Linked DNA regions of Homo sapiens: region 1 is linked to region 2. A link is a loop called in an ENCODE intact Hi-C map of the cell type or tissue named here. Cell type or tissue: mammary epithelial cell. All regions are shown on one strand. Links, peaks and the distances in the headings refer to the core of each region. The heading gives the core; the rest is flanking DNA.

Region 1 (2,892 bases), core at 393-2,892, 71 kb before region 2:
TGGGAGGGGCACTGGAAATGAATGACCCCGCCACTGCCCAGAAAGGCGCTCAGTCTCAGGGAGGCTGAGACCTGGGCTCTGTGGGTGGTAGAGAGGAGGCACAAGGAGGAGCGGGCCAGTGTCCTGGGGAAGGACGGGTGGGCCGGCCTTTCTAGAAGGAAACCTGGAGTCCCCACCCGGGACCTCGAGGCCCTGGGAGCCTGGCCCTCACCCCTCTTCTGATAGCACCTCTCACTCACTCTCTATTCCGGCCACAGGGGCCTCCTGGCTGGGCCTCAGGTGCCCCTGGCATGCTCTGGCCTCTTGGCCTCAGCCCTGCAGCTCCCTCTGCCCCGGGTACTCCTCTGACCGCCCCTTGGCCGGCTCCGTCATCTCCCTCAGGGAGGCTGCTCCCAAGATGCCCCCTCAGGGAGGCTGCTCCTTCGCCCAGCACCCCCAAATGCCCTGTCCCTCCCCCTAGTCAGTTCCGCATTCCTGGCTTTATTTTTCTCCCTGGCCTGACAGGACACTTGCTGATTTGTGTAGACCCTGCTGTCTCCCCACAGCCAGGTTGGCCCTGTGGGGAGGGCCCTCTGTGGGGGCAGGGACTGTTTGGGTCACAGCTGTGCCTGGCACGATGCCTGATACACCTTATGCATCAGCAGATACACTTGAGGATGAACGCTCTGATGTTCCTGGTGGTCACCTCAACACTAAGCAATCCCAAAGCAGAGCGGGGAGCCCAGAGGATGCCGCACACATCCCCTTCCTCCTCCTGCCTGGCCTGGCCTGCCCCCACTAACTAGTCTCACCAGTCCCAGAATCGAGGGAACAGCAGAGTCCAGATGGGAAATAAGAGGGCCGCCCAGCAGGCCTGGCTAGCCCCTTCCCCTGTCCAGACGCCACACCACCTGGCCTCCTCCTGACCTAGGGAATCAATCCCACAGCACCCCTCAGAGCCAGGGCTAGCTTTCCACTGCCCTCTGCCCACAGTCAAGATCCTTCCTAGTCTCAACGCCCCTCTCCCTGGCCTGCCACCTGCTCCACCACACCTGGGAGGGTGCCGGTGACGAGCAGGGAGAGGAAGCCTTGGCCTGGCCCCAGGGACCACCGGCAAGAGCTGGGCTCCCCACAACAGCCTTCATATGCCAGTCTTGCCCTGGGATCTCCTTGAGGACTGAGACCCGCCACTCATCCCAGATCCCCCAGGCCCGGCCCAAGGCAGCGGTAAAGCAGGAGTGTGCAGTGCACACTCAAGGTGAAATGCAGCCCTGGTCCTGAGAGAGGTCGGTGGCCTGCCCCAGACTCTGTCCCCAAGCCGAGATCCCTGTGATGATAGTCCCCCCTTGCCTCTCTCCCAGTCCTGCTGGGCCCATTGTGGGTGCCCTTGGGCAAGGGGGCCCCCTCTTAAGGCCTGGTGCCTCAGGGCTAACACAGATAACTACAGCCTCTGCTCCTGGGTTGTGAGGACCAAATGAGGCAAAACACACACTGCACAATACCCCAAGACCAATGAGGGAGCCCGCATTCCCTTCATGCTTCACTGTGAACCCCCACCCCATTGGGCAGCACCCACCTCCATCGTGTACGTCTTGCCGGCGCCCGTCTGGCCGTACGCAAAGATGCAGACATTGAAGCCATCAATGCAAGAGGTGACCAGGGCCTGCACCTCCTGGAACACCTGGGAGGGTGGTGGGAGGGAGGCTGGTGGGGGGGCTTCCAGGGCCGCTGGGACCACCAGCTACAAGTCCAGCCACCTCCCCAACCATGCTGTCCTTCAGCAACACCACATCACGTGTTACTGCAGTCACTCAGCTCACAATGATTCGTGACTCATGAGTCATACATTAGACAGTAGTGGGCAACCGGGCCGCCCAAAGACTGCAGGGAAGACAGGCCAGTGCCTGCTGCCCTTCCCCCAGCTCCTCCTGCTCTCTCTCAAAGAGTGCTCAGCACAAGGAAGGTGGAGGCCAGCACATGCCTGGGGCCTCTCTGGCCTGGGCCTGCCTGCCAGCCATCAGAGGATGGGGGCAAAGATAGAACCAGACATGAGAACAGGAGGGCACAGGCCTGGCAGGGCTGGCAGGTTGGTCTGGGCAGAGATAAGGGAAGAGTGGACACTGAGAACACATGGTTCTCATACAGCCTCAGGGGGTTGGGGGATTCCTAGGAAGGCCCAGGGGACTGATACAGGAGGGTATTCCCGGATGGGGAAGATGGGCAGGGTCATGAAGATGGATGGGGCCATGTGGGTGGCCATGGGGGTGGGAGGGGCTGTGATGGTGGGAGGGGCCTGAAAGTGGGTGAGGCCACATGGTGGGAAGATGGGAGGGGCCTGAGGGTGGGTGGGGCCATGCAGATGGGAGGAGCCACAGCATGAGGGTGGGATGGGCTGTGATGGTAGGAGGGGCCTTGGGAGTGGGCAGGGCCATGCAGTGGAAGGGGCCACCTGAATGGGAGGACCCAAAGCCATGGTGGTGGGAGGGGCTGTGGGTGAGGCCATGTGGTGGAAGGGGCTGTGGATATAGGAGGGGCCACATGGTGGGAGGAGCCACAGCTGAGAGAATGGAATGAGTTACGATAGTGGGAAGGGCCTCAAGGGTGGGCGGGGCCACACGGTAGAAGGGGCCTTGGGGACGGGAGGAACCACAGCCATGGGAGGGGATGGGCTGTGTCTGGATCTCTCCTTCCTAAGGAGGCTTTCAAGGGCTTCAGTCTTAACTTCCCACCCTCTTCTGTCCTCCAGAGGAAGGAGCAGGACCCTGGCTCCCCACTTCTGATTCCTGCACCCCCCACTCTTAACGCTTCTTCCTGCCCAGCGCCCCCGCTCCCTGTGAGTCCATCTTTCCCTCTCTCCCTTGCTTTCCCTTTCCCGCATGGGGCCACACTCACGTCCTGCTGCGAGGCCTGTGG
Region 2 (2,905 bases), core at 303-2,802:
AGCTTGGGGTCAGACCTAGGGAGTATCAGTAGCATTTTAAAAAGTGGTATCATACCTCCTGCATACACTTAATGATATTCAATATTTAGGAATGCAGTTGCTTTTTTTTTTTTTTTTTTTTGAGTCTGAGTCTTGCTCTGTCACCAGGCTGGAGTGCAATGGCATGATCTAGGCTCAAGTTCTGCCTCCCGGGTTCAAGCAATTCTCCTGCCTCAGCCTCCTGAGTAGCTGGGATTACAGGCGCGTGCCACCACGCCCGGCTACTTTTTTGTATTTTTAGTAGAGACAGGGTTTCACCGTGTTAGCCAGGATGGTCTCTACCTCCTGACCTCATGATCTGCCCGCTCGGCCTCCCAAAGTGCTGGGATTACAGGCGTGAGCCACCGCGCCCCGGGAATGCATTTATTTTTAAAGTAATATACATACTATAGCTTAGCAACACATTATCAAATAAATTATTTGATGAAAAATTGCAAAAGTTACCATCTGTGAAAATAATCTCCCAGTATTGTTTCTTAGTGGACCTCTCCTGGTCTTAACTATTCTAGGCTGGGAAACATTGGTTTGTCCCTGAGCAAACTGCACTCCCTGACATTTTTTGAACATTAAAAAAATTATCACAAAAGTTTTACACATTATACAATTCATTAATTATTCAGTAAACTCTTCACCTTGATCCTTTTTTCAAAGTGTTAAAATTCTGAAGTCTCTGTAAAATAAAAATACCTTTAAATTTTTATTTATTTATTATTTTATTATTTTTAGAGACAGGTTCTCGCTCTGTTGCCCAGGCTGCAGTGCAGTGGTACCATTATGGCTCACTGTAGCCTCAACCCCCTGGACTCAAGCAATCCTCCCACCTCAGCCTCCTGAATAGCTAGGATTATAGGCACACGTCACAAGTCCAGCTAATTTTTTTATTTTTTATTTTTGTAGAGACCGGGTCTCACTATATTGGCCAGGTTGGTCTTAAACTCCTGACCTCAAGCAATCCCCTTGCCTCAGCCTCCCAAAGTGTTGGGATTACAGGCATGAGCCACTGTGCCCTGCAAAAATACCTTTAGGTGCCATTTGATTGAGTGTTACCTATTGGTGTCTCTACTGCATGCAACTCTGCAGAGGAAGCAATTCATGAGCTATGCTCAAACCTTTGTCATCACTGCTGCCAATAGCTTTTCCCAAGGAGGTAGATCTGAGAAACAGAGGGAGATCCTTGGACATGGTGGTAAAATTCAGGAGGAAAAAAAATGCAACAGAAAAGCTGCTTTCTTGTGCTTTCCTCTTTGCTAAGACTGGCTCCCTGCAGGCCCCTCCTTCTGTGAGTAAGAACGGAGGCGGGTTCTCTCTTTTGTTCTAGGTACAGTCATGGGAGAGATGCTGCCTCTTCCCCAAAGGCACAATAGCACCGATATTTGAAGAGTCAGTGATAGACGATTTCATCAGAAGGTTCTGGCAACAGAAACTACCAAACGACTTATTTTAAAAACAAAACAAAATGGAAAATATTAAAATCCAATCAGCTCATTGATCACCAGGGAGAAAGAAAATGAACATGTGTCTCTTGTACTCAGCCTGCTCTAAAATATGAAACTGGAATGTGTTTCAGAAAGCAACAAAGATGTGAGTATGGAATATTAAAGCACTATGATAATTTGATAGTACAATTTTCCTTTGTGGATTTCCTGTAGTGACCAATATTAATATAATAGGAGTGAACATCTACTGGGTACTTATTACATATTAGCATTTTCTATGGTATTTTATTAGGTTACAGAACAACCCAATGAGGAAAGTACTACTCTTGTCAGCCCTGTTTCATAGACTAGGAACAGAGGAACCGTGATTCACCCAAAGTTTTGAGTGATTCACCCAAAGTTTTGTGGCTAATAAAACTCCATTCCAGCCCAGGCGCAGTGGCTCATGCCTGTAATCCCAACACTTCGGGAGGCCGAGGCAGGCAGATCACTTGAGGTCAGGAGTTCAAGACCAGCCTGGCCAACATGGAGAAACCCTGTCTCTACTAAAAACATAAAAATTAGCCAGATATGGTGGCATGTGCCTGTAACCCTAGCTACTCAGGAGGCTAAGGCGTGAAAATGGCTTGAACCCAGGAGGCAGAGGTTGCAGTAAGCTGAGATTGTGCCACTGCACTCTAGCCTAGATGACAGAGTGAGACTACATCTCAGAAACAAAAAACAAACAAAAACTCCATTCCAGCCTGGGCGCCTCTCTCCAGGCCCTCACTTCCAACCCAGAACACACTAGATTCCAGAGGGAAACCCAGTCGCCAGCCTGAAGCTGGCATTCAGGTTGCCCTTCTCAGGGAACTCAAAGGGTGACGCAGGAATTTTCTCTGTTTTGCTTGTTTTGAGTCAGGGCCTCTGTCGCCCAGGCCAGAATGCAGTAGCAAGATCATGGGCTCACTGCAGCCTTGACCTTCCTGGGGTCTAGCGATCCTTCCACCTCAGGCTCCCAAATAGGTGGGACTACAGGCATTCCACTACACCCGGCTAATTTTTGTATTTTTGGTAGAAACAGGATTTCACCATGTTGCCCAGTCTGGTCTTGAACTCCTGGGCTCAAGAGATCCTCCCACCTCAGCCTCCCACAGTGCTGGCATTACAGGTTTGAGCCACTGTGCCTGGCCAGTGCAGGCATTTTCTCCTTGGCCCTTATCAGCTTGGTGGAGCTAAGAGCATTATTTTCTCCTGATGAAGAGCTAAGCCTCTGGGCAGAAGTTGAGCAGCCCAGGCAAGGTCAAGAAGGGAATGAATGGTAGACTTTCTGGTCTCAGGCTGCAAATTCCTTCTGTCTAATCGAACTACCCCAAAAGGCACAAAAAGAAAACAAAAATGTACCCTCTTGCTCCAAAACCATTCTCCTGGCTTTCTCAGCCCTTTATGGG

What was found. Peaks named below come from ENCODE experiments on the same cell type or tissue, not always from the same donor. Only the 100,000 strongest peaks of a DNase experiment are listed, where the experiment ranks them.
Region 1: a loop joins it to region 2, with 3 times the contacts of the local background. A loop is called at or near these places in 3 of 110 quality-filtered maps.

The regions. Positions count from the first base shown.
Region 1 is chr16:57,762,588-57,765,479 of GRCh38, forward strand. It overlaps KIFC3 (kinesin family member C3), which reads right to left. Exons shown (of 20, transcript NM_001130100.2): 11 at 2,872-2,892; 12 at 1,556-1,660. Among named protein-coding and RNA genes, the nearest start is that of MIR6772, 8.3 kb to the right of the region's middle. In mammary epithelial cell, for the core only: no CTCF peak of the experiment used is centred there; a DNase peak (open chromatin) is centred at 1,864; H3K27ac peaks cover 375 bases.
Region 2 is chr16:57,833,766-57,836,670 of GRCh38, forward strand. It overlaps a transcript of KIFC3 not described here. Among named protein-coding and RNA genes, the nearest start is that of KIFC3, 33 kb to the left of the region's middle. RefSeq lists enhancers at 1,798-2,299, 2,300-2,799. In mammary epithelial cell, for the core only: no CTCF peak of the experiment used is centred there; DNase peaks (open chromatin) are centred at 1,366 and 1,856; H3K27ac peaks cover 1,367 bases.